Linked DNA regions of Homo sapiens: region 1 is linked to region 2. The links are chromatin loops, found by intact Hi-C in ENCODE. Cell type or tissue: heart right ventricle. All regions are shown on one strand.

Region 1 (8,000 bases), 110 kb after region 2:
CTTTTGATTTTGCAGCCAAGCCCCTGTGGCACAGCTGAGGAGCTTGCAGGTCAGAAAGGGGATTTAGAGCCAACCAATAGCAATATCTCCAGACCTCTCCTGACACGAAGCTCATCTGACCTCCTGCCCCCATTACACACATACACATGCACACACATGCATGCAGGCACATGCACGCACGTCTTCTAGTCTCCCTGCCTTGAGGACAAATGATCAGATCCTGCAACTGTTTCCAGGCCCATAAGCCCCTGAGCATTGCAGTGTTGCTACATGCCTTAGTTTCCTCTCCGTCTCCTGTGACCTCCTCGTGCCACTCCAGGAAGTGAAAGTCTTGAGTGAGACCAGTAGTTTCTCTTAAGTCCTCTCTCTGTCTCGTTCTCCTGGGATATCTACACTTGGTTTGCAAACAGCAGGCTGGAGAGTGAGGGGCTTCTTCCTCTACATCCAGCTCCTCCCCCATCCTGCTCCAAGTCCAGCATGTTCCTATCTCTTCCCCAGGACCCTGGGCTCTTGGGCACAAATCAAGCCATCACCAGACAGCCTGTGGGGTGGCAAGAGCAGAGGTTTGTTTCTTTGTGAACATCTATAGGTACCAGGCTCTGTGCAGGCCCTATTGTTGGTGAGCCATAGAGGTACCAACCTCACCCCATGAATCCTCCTTTGTTTCTTTTCTTTTCAACCCCTGGGCCTTTAAACCTTCGATTAACTGCCCAGTGCAGCCCAGGTCATGGTACACTATGATCTTTGGTTCACATGAGGGTTTTCTCTTCATTAATGTCCCTATTTCCCATACTGGGTGCCCATTCTAATGCATTTCAGGTGTATCTTTCTGTTTGTATGTGCTCTTATAAAACATGTTTTGCCTTTTTTTTTTTTTTTTAGATGGAGTCTCACTCTGTCACCCAGGCTGAGTTTTCTATTTTTAGTAGAGATGGGGTTTTACCACCTTGGCCAGGCTGGTCTCAAACTCCTGACCTCAGGTGATCCACCCGCCTCGGCCTCCCAAAGTGCTGGAATTACAGGTGCGAGTCACCACGCCTGGCCACAGTTTCTTACTTTTGCATTCTGTACTATGTTTTTAGGATCTACTTGCCTTGCTTCTGATGCATTTGATCTTTGCTTCTAATCACGGACATTGTTCTCTATGGAGTGCAGGGGTTACTTTTCACCTGTCCACACCCCCAGTGATGGACACCTAGGTGACCTCCAACTCTCTGTCACCACAAATAACACAGCAGTAACCATCCTCAGATGGGTTCTCCTGGGGAGTTGTGGGAACATTTCTTCAGGATATATAGACCCAAGAGCTGAATTGCCAGGTGGTAGGATCTACATATCCTTAGATATTCTACATGATGCCAGGTCGTTCTCCAGAGCGGCCCCATCCATCTACATTCCCACAAACCCGTGTAACCAACACTTGGCATTTCCCAGATGTCTAACTTTTGCCAGTTGTACAGTATCAAGTGTCACTTTGCTGTTTTATTTTTGGAGTTTACATCTTAGTACCACTTACTCGCTAAGTCACTTTAGGTAAGTCACAACAACCCAGTGACATAAGCACTGTGCCAACAAAATGCAGTCGATTCTGTGACTCAGAGAGGTTGAGTAACATTTGCAAAGTCACACAGCAAGTGTGGAACTAAGATTTGAACCCAGAGCCTGCACCCTTAACCACTATGCTATTATTATGTTTTGTCTCTCTCCTAAAATATCATCTGGGTCTACATTGCAAGCCTCTTTGGCAGGGACTGTGTGGTAAACCTCTTTGGGGCCAGTAAGGAACTGAGCTCAGTGACTTTCTTACGGGGTGCTCAGTGAATCATTGTTTTACAGCTTTAGAGGGGAAAAGTGAGAGATGTTTCTTAGAGTTTATCTGGAGGACTACAGGGTGCATGAGCAAAAGCGGAACTCATTTGAGCTACTACCCCCACAAAGAAGCTGTTTGGGGTCTGGTCATGGTAGATAGGCATTCCTAGGCCCCTGGCTTCCCAACACCATTTGGCCCCCGGAAGCAGCTTGTCATGAGGTTGGGGAGCAGGTTGGTGTTGGGGGGGGCCTTGGGGGAAAGGAAAAGGAGAAGACTGCCAGGCAACGAGGAATCAGAATCTCAAAAAGACTCAATTGAAGGGGCTCCAACACTCGTTGAAACGGAGGCTCAGAGGGCTAAGGTAATGTACTCAGGATCAAAGGCAGAGCAGAAACTCAAACCATGTCTCTAGGCACACAGTTCAGAGGTCTTCCCATTATTCCTCAGGAGGAGAAGTTCATGGTCAAGAGTAGGGAAGTATTCCTTCTCAAGCTTTTTTTTTTTTTGTCTGAGACAGAGTCTTGCTCTGTCACCGAGGCTGGAGTGCAGTGGCGTGATCTCGGCTCACTGCAACCTCCGCCTCCCAGGTTCAAGCAATTTTCCTGCCTCAGCCTCCCAAGTAGCTGGGATTATAGGCACCCACCACCACGCCCAGCTCATTTTTGTATTTTTGCAGAGACGGGGTTTCACCATGCTGGTCAGGCTGGTCTTGAACTCCTGACCTCAAGTAATCCGCCAGCCTCGGCCTCTCAAAGTGCTAGGATTATAGGCGTGAGCCACCACCCCTGGCCTCCTTCTCATGCTCTTTAATCACAGTTCAGAGCAGTGCTGGAGGCTTTTAGGGGTAGCAAAAGAGCCTTCTTCTCCCTTTCAGTGCCTCCTTAGACCCTCAAAGATAGACTCCCCGCCTCTGGGAAGAAAACATCTAATGAACTGGACGTAATCTCAGCGCCTGCGTCTGTAAAATGGCTATAATAACAACAATCTCCCAGAGTTGCCGTTAACAGTTGAAACAGAATAGTAAATGCAAGGCATCTAGCACAGCCCCAGACACAGAGAAATCTCCCCTGGTCACTCTCACAGAGGTAAGAAGCACATTAATAATAAAAATGGTCATCACGCATATTGTACTCACCATGCAGAAGTTGTGCTGCCTTAAGCTACTGTTCATTGAGCACTTACTGGTCGCCAGTCCCCTTTCTAAGGGCTCCATGCAACTTAACTCCCCTAATCCTATGAGTTGCCAATTATTATCCCCCACTTTACAGATAAGGAAACTGAGGCTCCAAGTGGTTTAAAAAATGAACTTACCCAGATTGTAGTGCGTTGGTAGGTAGGGATAACCTGAAAGTTGGGAAATTTCACCCCAAAGCTCACCATCTGAGCTCCATTCATCTCCCACCAGCTGAGATGGAACGTTATGCTGTTCCCAGAAGAGATGCATGCACTGATCTTCAGATAGTTTAAGTCTGAGTTAGAACATTGTGGCGACACCTGATTTCCCTCGGGGGAGAGAGAGGTGAATTGTTATTTCAGACACCTGTTTAGTGTCTACACTTAGCCTTTCAAATCCTGCATGCAGTGTGAAGTGGGGATGAAAATAAACCCCAAAAAGGACTTTTGATGGCAAAAAGATCAGGAATATTTTCTCGAGTTGGATGTGGAAGGTGGTGGCCCAGGGGGAAGCACAGTTTCAAAGAGGACCTTCTAAAAATACTGCCCATTTACCAAAAAGACACAGACCGCGCCTCTGCCCTGCCCCCACATGGCTCCTCAAAAGGAGAAATTGTCTTGCCACCCACGCCTTCCCTCGCCGGGGTGCTGGGGGGCCAACAGCAATTCAAAAAGGCTATAGAGTGGGCTGAGACTTTGGAGATGGGTAGTTTGGTTCAAATCTCAGCCCACTAATCCCTCTGAGCCTGTCTCTTCATCTGAAAAACAGGAATACAAATAGCTGATGTGTAAGTTAGACCAAATGGGGTAATGCCTACGAGTCATGTCATTTGGTACCTGGCACTTGCTGGACACTGTGAATTCTAGTTCTATATCATTGCCACGGATGAAGAGAGGCTGCCATGCGCAGAAACATGCTGAGAGCTGGGAGAAGGTGAGCTAGAGGGATACAGTCCCTGCCCTCAGGGAGAGCTGAAGGGCTCTCTCTCCTGCCACGGGATGATCAGGGCCATCTTTTCCCTCCATCCCGCTCTGGCAATGTGGTTTGGAGAAACAGTCCAATGAAGGGGCCTTTGAAGCACTTCCTAAGCATCTATAGACATAGGAAACTTGGCTCTGGGGATAGAGGAAGGTCCCATGCCAAGATTCAAGTAGATCTTGGTGTGACTGGGAGGCAGCTGTGGCGTTGTGGGGAAACCTAGAGTCTTGGGCCTGAATTTCAGCTTTGACACCCTCTAATGTAATGGGCTTCCTTTGACTGTAGGCTTCCCACATAGCTGGCACCCCACACAGAACTCCCTTGGCCTTCTGATGATCCTGCAGGACAATCTTTTTTGTTTTTTGTTTTTTGTTTTTTTTTTGAGATGGTATCTCACTTTGTCGCCCAGGCTGGAGTGCAGTGGCGCAGTCTTGGTTCACTGCAGCCTCTGCCTCCCAGGTTCAAGCGATTCTCCTGCCTCAGCCTCCCAAGTAGCTGGGATTACAGAAGCACGCCACCATGCCTGGCTAATTTTGTATTTTTAGTAGAGACGGGATTTCACCATGTTGCCCGGGCTGGTCTCAAACTCCTGACCTCAAGTGATCTGCCTGCCTCGGCCTCCCACAGTGGTGGGCTGCAAGGCAATCTTCATTCTCCAGAACTAATATTGGGAAAACTGATGTTCAGAGAGGTCAAGTGACTTGGCTAAGGCATCACAGCCAGAATTCAGATGCAAGCTCCTAAACCACATGACCTTGGACAAGCCATTTCACTGAGGCGTGTGAACCTCCTCTAAGCTCAAATGGGCATAACACTCTACCCTGCCTTTTCCCCAGAGCTTTTTGGGAACTCAGATGGTGTGGAGGATGGAGGCAGAAGTCCACTGTGAGCTGCAAATCCTTGATCACCCAAGAGGAAGTGCTTAAGGTGCAGGCTTCAGTCTTAGGGAAGCAGGAAGTGGGGCGCTGAAATGTGTATTGGGGGCTTCTGGGAGGGGGTTTCTTCTTGTCCAGGTTGAGCCAATGACGCAGATCTTAGGCCCTCTGGTGACTTTTTGCCCAGGCAACTTCTCAGTGGTGGTGATGGGGAGCGTGGCCAGACCATCCAAGCTGCCCTGCTGGCTGTGGGGGCCTTTTTTTTTTTTCTGAGACACAGTCTGGCTCTATCACCCAGGCTGGAGTGCAGTGGTGCAATCTCAGTTCACTGCAGCCTTGACACCTCCCCAGGCTCAAGCTATCCTCCCACCTCAGCCTCCTGAGTAGCTGGTTCTACAGATGCACATCACCACGCCCAGCTAAGTTTTGTGTTATTTGTAGAGATAGGGCTTCACCATGTTGCCCAGGCTGGTCTCAAACTCCTGGACTGAGGTGATACTCCTGCCTTGGACTCCCAAAGTGCTGGAATTTCTACAGATGTGAGCCACCATGCCCGGCCTATGGGGCCCTTCTTGTTCCTATGAAGTCTGCAGGGTCCCCTTATGCAAAAGAACAGAAAGCTCGGCTTCACAAAGTTTGACCTCGGAAGAAATGGAAGGGAAAGGGTCCCTTTGTCACTCTCACAAACGTAAGAAGCAAACTAATAATGATGGCCATCACACATATTATACTCACCATGTAGAAGCTGTGCTGCCTTAAACTTCTGTTCATTCAGCACTTACTGATTGCCAGTCCCATTGCTAAGGGCTCCGCGTGACTTAACTCCCCTAATCCTTGTGAGTTGCCAATTATTATTCGCATTTTATAGATATGGAAACTGAGGCTCCAAGTGGTTTAAAAAATGAACTTGCCCAGGTTACAGTGTGTTGGTAGGTAGGGGTAGTCTCAAAGTTGGTAAATTTTACGCCAAAGCTCACGATACTTGCCTTCTTTCCCTTCTCAATTTATTTCTCTGACTGTGTGCTTAACCACACAGCAGTGTCATCCAGAGTTTGAAGCAGAGCTCATCAATAAGTGGGGGTGGGCTAAATGTCTCCAGGCTCCTCCCTGCGGTCCCTCCCACCATCCCCCATCTGTGATACCACCTGTGTCTCTATGCTTGAGCCCAGACAGGACAAGGGTGATCATTTCATTGGGAACATTTTGACTGGGGGGAAAGAGCACCAGCCTGGGAGTCTTGGCAGGGGGAGTGGGGGAGAAGGGGCAGGGGCAGCCACCGACAGGCTATGAGGTCTTGTGCAAGTCACGTCCTTCCCGGGGTCTCAGTCTTGTCATCTGCAGAGTGAAGGAAAGAGGTCAAGCTTGAAGGTCCCTGGCAGACCCAATGCCCTGTGAGAAAACTGAGTTTGGGTAACTTATTATTTTATAGATATGGAATTATCTTATAGAAATGTTATAGATATGGAATCATTTTATAGATATGGCCCAAAGTCCAAAGTCACACAACTCATTCACGGAGTTGCTAGGATCAGTCTGGAGCTCTTGTCACGAGATCACACTGCCTCAAAGAGGAGGCAGATTGCTGCAATGTAGGTTCTTAATAAAGAGCATGGGTGGAATGGGAGGCGGGCATCAGGCAGGAGCTGGGGCAAAGGTGTCTTTTCTCACTGCTCTGAGAGAACAGATTTTGTGCCTGTGTCCCTGACCAAGGGGCTGGGAGAGGTGGAGCATCTCACCCCCAACCATCTCCCAGCTTTGGCCCTGCTCCAGGAAAAGGGCGGTGGCCCCATCTTTCAGTTCTGCTTCCTCTAGTCATGGTTGGCTGGGATCTCGCTGCAAGCCGGTTATGTTTGGGTTCCTGCAGCCCCCGCTCAACCGTCATGAACAAGTGGGCCCAGCCAGTGCCCCAGCTTGGACTGGAAAGATCATTCTCTGTGACATCCGGGGGTCTGTGCTGAGCCTCTCCCCAGGCAGTGAAAGCTGTGGATGCGTGAAAGAAAATGGGTCTCTGGGCCGGGTGTGGTGGCTCACACCTGTAATCCCAGCACTTTGGGAGGCCAAGGCGGGTGGATCACCTGAGGTCGGGAGTTCGAAACCAGCCTGACCAACATGGTGAAACCCCATCTTTACTAAAAATAAAAAAATTAGCCAGGCATGGTGGCGGGTGCCTGTAATGCCAGCTACTTGGGAGGTTGAAGCAGGAGAATTGCTTGAATCCGGGAGGCAGAGGTTGCAGTGAGCCAAGATTGCACCACTGCACTCCAGCCTGGGCGACAGAGTGAGACTCTGTCTCAAAAAAAAAAAGAAAAAGAAAATGAGTCTCAGGAATGGGGTGGCAAGTTGAGTGTGTGTTTTCTCATGAGCTTACTCTTCAATGTATTCTCTTCTGGGCCCAGAACAGGGCAGTAGGAGCCTCCCTCTGGTCTTCCAGCTTCAGGGCCAGCTCTCCTCTTACCTCCTCCAGGAAGCTCCCTCTGTTTCTTTCCAGCCTTCATCTGCATGTCATGTGTGGTGGGTTGAAAGGTGGCCCCCCAAAAGATATGTCCATGTCAAATCCCTGGAACCTGTCAGTGTGACTTTATTTGGGAAAAGGGTCTTTGCAGATAGAATTAAGTTAAGGGGCTGGGTGCAGTGGCTCATGCCTGTAATCCCAGCACTTTGGGAAGCTGAGATTGGAGGATCACCTGAGGTCAGGAGTTCAAGACCAGCGTGGCCAACATGGCAAAACCCCATTTCTACTAAAAATACAAAAATTAGCTGGTCATGGTGGTGAGCACCTGTAATCCCAGCTACTCAGGAGACTGGGGCAGGAGAATCGCTTGAACTGGGAGGTGGAGGTTGCAGTGAGCCGATACAGCGCCACTGCATTCCAGCCTGGGCAACAGAGCAAGCCTCTGTCTCAAAAGAAGGCAAAAAAAGAATTAAAGATCTTGAAATGACATCATCCTGGATTATCTAGGTGGGTCCTAAATCCAATGACAAGTGTCTTTATAAGAGAAAGAGACTTGCTACATGAGGAGTAGGTGATGTGGCCACTAAAGCTGAGTTTAGAGTGATGCAGCCACAAGACCACAAGTCAAGGATCACCAGTAGTTCCCAGCAGCTAGAGGAGGCAAGGAAGCATTCTCCCCTCGAGCCTCCAGAGGCAGCGTGGCCCTGCTGA
Region 2 (8,000 bases):
GTTTTGCAAGATGAAAGCAGTTCTGGAGCTGGGTGGGGTGAAGGTTGCACAATAAAGTGGTTATACTTAATGCCACAGAACTATACATTTTAAAATGGTTACAATGGTACATTTTATGTAAATCTTACAATTAAAAAACAAAACTGCCAGGCACAGTGGCTCACTCATGGCTGTAATCCCAGCACTTTGGGAGGCCAAGGCAGGCGGGCTGCTTGAGCTCAGGAGTTCTAGAGCAGCCTGGGCAACATGGCAAAACTTCGTCTCTACAAAAAAAAAAGGCCAGGCATGGTGGTACACACCTGTAGTCCCAACTGTGCCAGAGGCTGAGGTGGGAGGATCGCTTGAGCCCAAGAGATGGAGGTTGCAATAGGCCGCGATCACACCATTGCACTCTAGCCTGGGTGACAGAGCGAGATCCTGTCTCCCAAAAAATATATAAACAATAAAACATTGGCAGCCTGGCGGATATGTTACATTACAAACCGCAGTTGCCAGCAGGCCACCTTGACTTTGACTACCTGGAGAGGAGTGGTCCAAGAGTCAGACCTCAGTTACTCACCGTCTGGAACACTGTCTGGGACAGGAAACTGGCTGTGACCTTGCCAATGTCACTGTTGCCTCCCATCTTACAAAGGATGTAGCCATACAGGTTTGCAGCTTGGAGAGAGATCCCAGCAACCACCAGAGCCTGCACTCAGACAAAGAAAGCAAAGGTCACTTTTTTTTGAGACAGAGTTTCGCTCTGTCGCCCAGGCTGGGGTGCAGAGGCACGATCTCAGCTCACTGCAAGTTCCGCCTCCCGGGTTCACACCATTCTCCTGCCTCAGCCTCCCGAGTAGCTGGGACTACAGGCGTCCGCCACCAGGCCTGGCTAATTTTTTTGTATTTTTAGTAGAGACACTGTTTCACCATGTTAGCCAGGATGGTCTCCATCTGACGCAAAGGTCACTTTCTAAGAGCATTTACAGAAATGCACCTCTCAAGCCACGTAGAAATGCTCTAGCCTGCACCTAAGAATAGTAACAGCCAACATTTACTGAGCATTTGCAAATACCCACGGACACCTCAGAATCATTACAACTGGAGAGGTTGCCACCATCATCATCCCATTTTACAAAGAGGAAACTGAGGCTCAGGAAGACGAAAGCTGCCCAAGGTCACAGAGCTGGAGCGTGGTCGAGCCGGGATCCAAATTCCAGGGCCCGCACTTTCATTAAATGACACTGTTGTTTTACTATCTACAAATATTTTGTTTTCTCTATTTATTGATTTTTTTTAAGACGGAGCCTCACTCTGTCACCCAGGCTGAAGTGCTGTGGCACGATCTTGGCTCACTGCAACCTCCGCCTCCTGGGTTCAAGCGATTCTCCTGCCTCAGCCTCCCAAGTAGCTGAGATTACAGGCGTGTGCCACTACGCCCAGCTAATTTTGGTATCTATAGTACAGACAGGGTTTTGCCATGTTGGCCAGGCTGGTCTCAAACTCCTGACCTCAGGTGATTCACCTGCCACAGCCTCCCAAAGTGCTGGGATTACAGATGTGAGGTACTGTGCCAGCCTGTGTGAGTCCATTTATATGAAATGCCCAGAATAGGCAAATCCACAGAAACAGAAAAATTAATAGGTGCCAGGGCTTGGAGGAACAGAAGCACAGGGAAGCAATGTCAAAAGGGCGCAAGGCTTCTTCCGGTGATGAAAATTTCCTAACATTGATGGTGGTTTTGGCTGTACAACTCTGTGACTGCACTAGAAGCCACTGAATTCCACACTTAGTATTTATTTTATTTTTTGGAGACAAGGTCTCACTCTAGCACCCAGGCTGGAGTGCAGTGGCACAATCTTGGCTCACTGCAACCTTTGCTTCCCGGGCTCAAGCGTGCACACCATCATGCCTGGCTAATTTTTGCATTTTTTGCAGAGATGGGGTTTTGCTATGTTGCCCAGGCTGGTCTCGAACTCCTGAGCTCAAGCAATCCTTCCACCTTGGCCTCCCAAAGGCCTGGGATTATAGGCGTAAGCCACCATGCCAAGCCCCTAATTGTATACTTTAAATGGGTAAATTGTATGGAATGTGTATTATATCTCAATAAACTTGTTATAATTGATCAATCAATCAATAACAAATAACAACAAAAGCCTAGTGGTGCAAACACTTTTTTTGCAGAGACATCAAAGCAATGTGGAAGTCAAGATCTGGCCTTACCAGCCACTTTAGCTTCAAGGAAAATAAGGTGCTAAAAAAAAACACAATCCATATCATGGGGCAGATTATGAGGCCCAGCCAGAAGATTCGTGCTTCAGCTTCTGTGGCAGCAATGCTATTCGGAGAGACCTGTTAAAGGAAAGTAATTCAAATGTCAAAACAAGTGGAAATGGTTGCAAACGAGCGTGCTCACATTTTCATTTATTTTATTTTGCAGATGCTTTTGTTGCTGTGGGATTTTTTGTTGTTGGTGTTGTTTTGTTTTGTTTTGTTTTTGAGACAAAGTCTCATTGTGTCACCCAGGCTGGAGTGCAGTGGCGTGATCTTGGCTCACTGGAACCTCCGCCTCCTGGGTTCAAGTGATTCTCCTGCCTCAGCCTCCCGAGTAGCTGGGAATACAGGTGCCTGCCACCACGCCCAGCTAATTTTTGTATTTTTAGTAGAGACAGGGTTTCACCATGTTGCCCAGGCTAGTCTCAAACTCCTAACCTCAAGTGATCCACCCACCTCCGCCTCCCAAAGTGCTGGGATTGCAGGCGTGAGCCACCACGCCCGGTCTATTTTGGAGACACTTTTGCCACACCCATGTTTCACCAGAGCACCTTGGCAATGGTGGCTTTTGTGTAAGGCAGGAATCAGATATGCACAAAACTCCAAAGGAACCCACAGAAACTTTCCACACCCATTATCCCCGCTCTGGTTAGTTCAGCTCGTCATGGAGAATACCTTCCTGGCTTCAAAGATCCAGTGGCTCTTCCCATCTTCATCTATCTGGTTCCACCATCGAAGGCCCACCAGGAGTCTTCCGGTTACATTCTGAGAACAATAGACAAAGGACTCTGAGCAGGTCACAGGCAAAGAGGCTTATTCACTGTATTGATAAACAAAAGTTCCTTGATTCATTTCAGACTTGTACTGGGAGCAGGAAGAAAAAAGGCCTTGAATTGTAGTGGATTCTCAGATGTCAAGACTTCTAGTTTTCAACTAAGCTTACTTTAAAAAGTTACACACTCCCCCCACAAAACATATATAATTTATATGTTCATATTATATATGTTTTAAATATATGTATTAATTCGTATACAAGTGATATGGTTTGGCTGTCTCCCCACCCAAACCTCATCTTGAATTGTCGCTTCCATAATTCCCACGTGTTGTGGGGGAGACCGGGTGGGAGATAATTGAATCATACAGGCAGTTTCCCCCACACTGTTCTCATGGTAGTGAATAAGTGCCACGAGATCTGATGGTTTTTATAAGGGAAACCCCTCTCACTTGGCTCTCATTCTCTCTCTTTTTTTTTTTTTTTTTTTCCGAGACAGAGTTTGACTCTTGTCACCCAGGCTGGAGTGCAATGGCACAACCTCGGCTCACTGCAACCTCCGCCTCCCGGGTTCAAGTGATTCTTCTGCCTCAGCCTCCCAAGTAGCTGGGATTACAGGCACACACCACCGCGCCAGGCTAATTTTTGTATTTTTAGTAGAGACGGGGTTTCTCCATTCCCCTTACTTTTAAGTGACACTGCTCAGCACTCTTAAGCATGTCTCAGGAGTCTAAACCAAAGTACCTCTTGGTACCACGCACACAGGGGACAAGCCTCGTGTTTCGGAAGTGATGACATCACACGAAAGGGCCTCACCTTCACAGACCAGAAGTCCAGGGACAGGAGGAGCAGCACCATGACAAAACAGCCCACAAAGCTCTTGCTGAACCAGTCGCAGCTCACGTAGGTGACGATGGCACTCACTCGGAAAAACAGGTGGAAAAAGGTGGCCAAGGGGTGTCTAGGAAAGGACCCAGAAGGCGCCCTCACTCCAAGAGCTAAGCGGATGGTCACTGAACTCCCTTTACCACTTCAGACTTTGCTGGGGGTGTTAGCGTGGCTCAATGGAATGTTCTCCCCGGTGCATATGACGCAGAAACTCAGGCTGTAGCCCTGGGGACACATCATTAGGTCAGCAGTCCCCAGACAGTCATGCTGACACTGTTTTTTTTCCTCCCCTTCGAAGAATCCAGTACTTTCCCGCCACTTGACTCCAAATATCACTTGCCCTCTTCGAAACACGGTCATCTTTGAAGTGAAACGTGACAGCAGTCACTGCCTTCCCGCCTAGCAGAGATGACGGCCAGTTCCCTAAAGGTAAAGGTTGGGTTTTTCCACCACCAGTCACTGAGCTCCAAGCTCACACGCAGCCCACGGGGCAGGTGTCTCATGTCATCGGGGAATGCGTGTTCCTGGACAGAGGGAAACATGTGACCTGTGAATGGCAGGTCTAACTCATCATACTTGCTCAGTGGTGAATGGCACGTGAATCCTGGCATTTAATCTAGGGGAAGGTGGTTCTTGTTCACTGTGCCTTTAGACACAAACCTGGCCAGAAAGAAGAGAGGGAGCCAAGGGGAACATGCTCATCCTGTGTAAATTGCTTTTCTTTTTTTTTTTTTTTTTTTTTTGAGATGGAGTCTTGCTCTGTCCCCTAGGCTGGAGTGCAGTGGCGTGATCTCGGTTCACAGCAACCTCCACCTCCCGGGTTCAAGCAATTCTCCTGCCTCAGCCTCCCAAGTAGCTGAGATTATAGGCGCCTGCCACCACGCCCAGCTAATTTTTGTACTTTGAGTAGAAACAGGATTTCAACATGTTGGCCAGGCTGGTTTCGAACTCCTGACCTCAGGTGATCTGTCCACTTTGGCTTCCCAAAGTGCTGGGATTACAGGCATAAGCAACCACGCCTGGCCTTATTTTTTTTATTATTATTATTTTTTAATGTAAGTCTGATATAGGCCAGGCACGGTGGCTCACACCTGTAATGCCAGCACATTGGGAGGCCGAGGCGGGCGGATCACCTGAGGTCAGGAGTTCAAGACCAGCCTGGCCAACATGGTGAAACCCCATTTCTACTCAAAATACAAAAATTAGCTGGGCATGGTGGCGGCTGCCTGTAACCCCAGCTACTCGGAAGGCTGAGGCAGGAGAATCACTAGAACCTGGGAGGCGGAGGTTGCAGTGAGCCAAGATCACGCCACTGCACTGCAGCCTGGGTGAGAAAGTCAGACTCCAACTCAAAAAATAAAAAAATAAAAAAATAAAAACAAGAAAAGAAAGGTTACCAAATTGTATAGAGCAGGTGATGGCAGTGGGTGATGTGGGCCAGACTGAAGACACTTGTGGGTTTCTGTTTCTTTCTGTGGTTTCCCAGTTTAAATAGAGCACACAGGTAGAGAACGATACTCAACTATGATCAGGAAATCAATGGCACGAGCCCAGTTGTTATACCAGAAAGGGTTTCAGATCCAGACCCCAAGAGAGGGTTCTTGGATCTCACCCAAGAAAGAATTCAGGGCAAGTCCATTGAGTAAAGTGAAAGCAAGTTTATTTGGAAAGTAAAGGAATAAAGAATGGCTAGTCTATAGATAGAGCAGTCCTAAGGGCTGCTGGTTGCCCATTTTTATGGCTATTTCTTGATGATATGCTAAAGAAGGGGTGGATTATTCATGCCTCCCCTTTTTCGACCATATAGGGCAACTTCCAGACGTTGCCATGACATCTGTGAACTGTCATGGTGCTGGTGGGAGTGTAGCAGTGGGGACGACCAGAGGTCACTCTCATGGCCATCTTGGTTTTGGTGGGTTTTAGCCGGCTTTTTTACTGCAACCTGTTTTATCAGCAAGGTCTTTATGACCTGTATCCTGTGCGACCTCCTATCTCATCCTGTGACTTAGAATGCCTTAACCGTCCAGGAATGCAGCCCAGTAGGTCTCAGCCTCGTTTTACCCAGCCCCTATTCAAGATGGAGTTGCTCTGGTTCACACGCCTCTGACACAGTGATGGATGAGAATGAAACCCGCACCTCAGGGCAGGGGAGGAAAAGGGAGGGATGAAAGGGACTCTTCCCAGCACCAGGCAGCTGTGCAAACCAGACCCAGTACTGCCAGAGCCAAGATTTTCATGAGAAGTCAGAAATCCAGACTTGCAATGGGAAATCTGATTTTAAATGATGGCCACTAATTCTTTTACTGAAATATCAGTCTGTGTTTCTCACTGGCCTGCGAGCAGTGAGCTTGCAACCTCTGGATTAGGTTACAAAATGTTGTGGGCTTTGGAAAATGCGGGGCCGAATGGGGTGGTCACAGAGATCCACACAGAACTGCAGGGGAAAGCGCCTGCTCATTCTCCCCAAGAAGAAACGGAGTCCGAGTCAACAAACCACAGGTGCCTCTACAACTGTGGGGCTTCCGACTCCCAGGGGAATGTTAAGATTCAGAAGCAGACTTCACAGTGACTTTTTTGCGTAGCAAAGCACCAACTATTCACCAGGATGGGTCTCATCTGAGCCTCTCAGGCTCTTGGCTCTCCTGGTGACCTGAATGAAAACCAACCCAGGAAGTGCACCCGGCTTTTAAGAATTAGACAGGATCAAGCCGGGCGTGGTGGCTCACGCCTGTAATCCCAGCACTTTGGGAGGCTGAGGCAGGTGGATCACGAGGTCAAGAGACTGAGACCATCCCTGGCCAACATGGTGAAACCCCGTCTCTACTAAAAATACAAAAATTAGCTGAGCGTGGTGGTGGGCGCCTGTAGTCCCAGCTACTCGGGACGCTGAGGCAGGAGAATTGCTTGAATCTGGGAGGCGGAGGTTGCAGTGAGTTGAGATCGTACTACTGCACTCCAGCCTGGTGACAGAGCGAGACTCCGTCTCAAAAAAAATAAAAATAAAAATAAAAGAAGAATTAGACAGGATCACCAGGTGTGGTGGCTCACACCTGTAATCCTAGCTCTTTGGGAGGCCGAGGCAGGCAGATCAGTTGAAGTCAGGAATTCAAGACCAGCGTGGCCAACATGGTAAAACTCCGTCTCTACTAAAAATACAAAAATTAGCCAGTTGTGGTGGCAGGTGCCTGTAATCCCAGCTACTCAGGAGGCTGAGGCAGGAGAATCGCTTGAACCTGGGAGGTGGAGGTTGCAGTGAGTCGAGATGATGCCACTGCACTCCAGCTTGGGCAACAGAGCAAATCGCTGTCTCGAAGAATTAGACAGGATCACATAGAACTTAAAAACTTCCTGGAGTGTTCCAGAAGATAAGACTCTTGGGTGTCTCTTTTTGCTGTAAACCTAATTGAGAATTTCCTAACTGAATAAAATTTTGTCCCTTGCCCCTGGAGATAAATAAATGCTCTTTCAATAACTGAAAGTTCTTTGAGGGCACAGACCATGTTTAACACATTTTTATATCCCCAAAAGCACCCAGTATTTAAGATTCTCCGCAAACATATTTGTTATGTTGAACCTTGTAATCGAGTCAGTTAGAATCACTGGAAACATCTGTCCTCTTTGTAGAACAATACAAATGTAAAAAAAAAAAAAAAGATAGAGGGTCGGGCGCGGTGGCCCATGCCTATAATCCCAGCACTTTGGGAGGCTGAGGCGGCTGGATCACTTGAAGTCAGGAGTTCGAGACCAGCCTGGCCAACATGGTGAAACCCTATCTCTACTAAAACTACAAAAATTAGCCAGGCCTGATGGCAGGCGCCTGTAATCCCAGCTACTTGGGAGGCTGAGGCAGGAGAATTGCTTGAACCTGGGAGGCAGAGGTTGCAGTGAGCTGAGATTGCACCACTGCACTACGGAGCAAGACTCCATCTCAAAACAACAAAACATACAGATCTCAAAAAAATGTCAAAGTGTGAGCCAAGTGTGCGCTGACCCATGGTAAAATGTGGAAGTAAATGCATTCGAATAAATCCCTTGCCCACCCGCTTCTTTCTTTTTTCTTTTTGGCTGTGGCTCTCCTAAAATAAAA

Evidence for each region. A loop is a pair of places that touch in the nucleus more often than their neighbours do. Peaks named below come from ENCODE experiments on the same cell type or tissue, not always from the same donor. Only the 100,000 strongest peaks of a DNase experiment are listed, where the experiment ranks them.
Region 1: it touches region 2 in a loop (2.3-fold over the local background); 7 of 110 quality-filtered maps call a loop at or near these places.

Annotation. Positions count from the first base shown.
Region 1 is chr16:10,885,194-10,893,193 of GRCh38, forward strand. The region is part of intron 1 of CIITA (class II major histocompatibility complex transactivator); the gene reads left to right. Among named protein-coding and RNA genes, the nearest start is that of CIITA, 12 kb to the left of the region's middle. RefSeq lists an enhancer at 2,084-2,203. In heart right ventricle, no CTCF peak of the experiment used is centred here; DNase peaks (open chromatin) are centred at 3,582 and 6,608.
Region 2 is chr16:10,771,111-10,779,110 of GRCh38, forward strand. It overlaps TVP23A (trans-golgi network vesicle protein 23 homolog A), which reads right to left. Exons shown (of 8, transcript NM_001079512.4): 3 at 3,842-3,986; 4 at 2,929-3,018; 5 at 2,203-2,331; 6 at 560-688. Among named protein-coding and RNA genes, the nearest start is that of NUBP1, 31 kb to the left of the region's middle. In heart right ventricle, no CTCF peak of the experiment used is centred here; no DNase peak of the experiment used is centred here.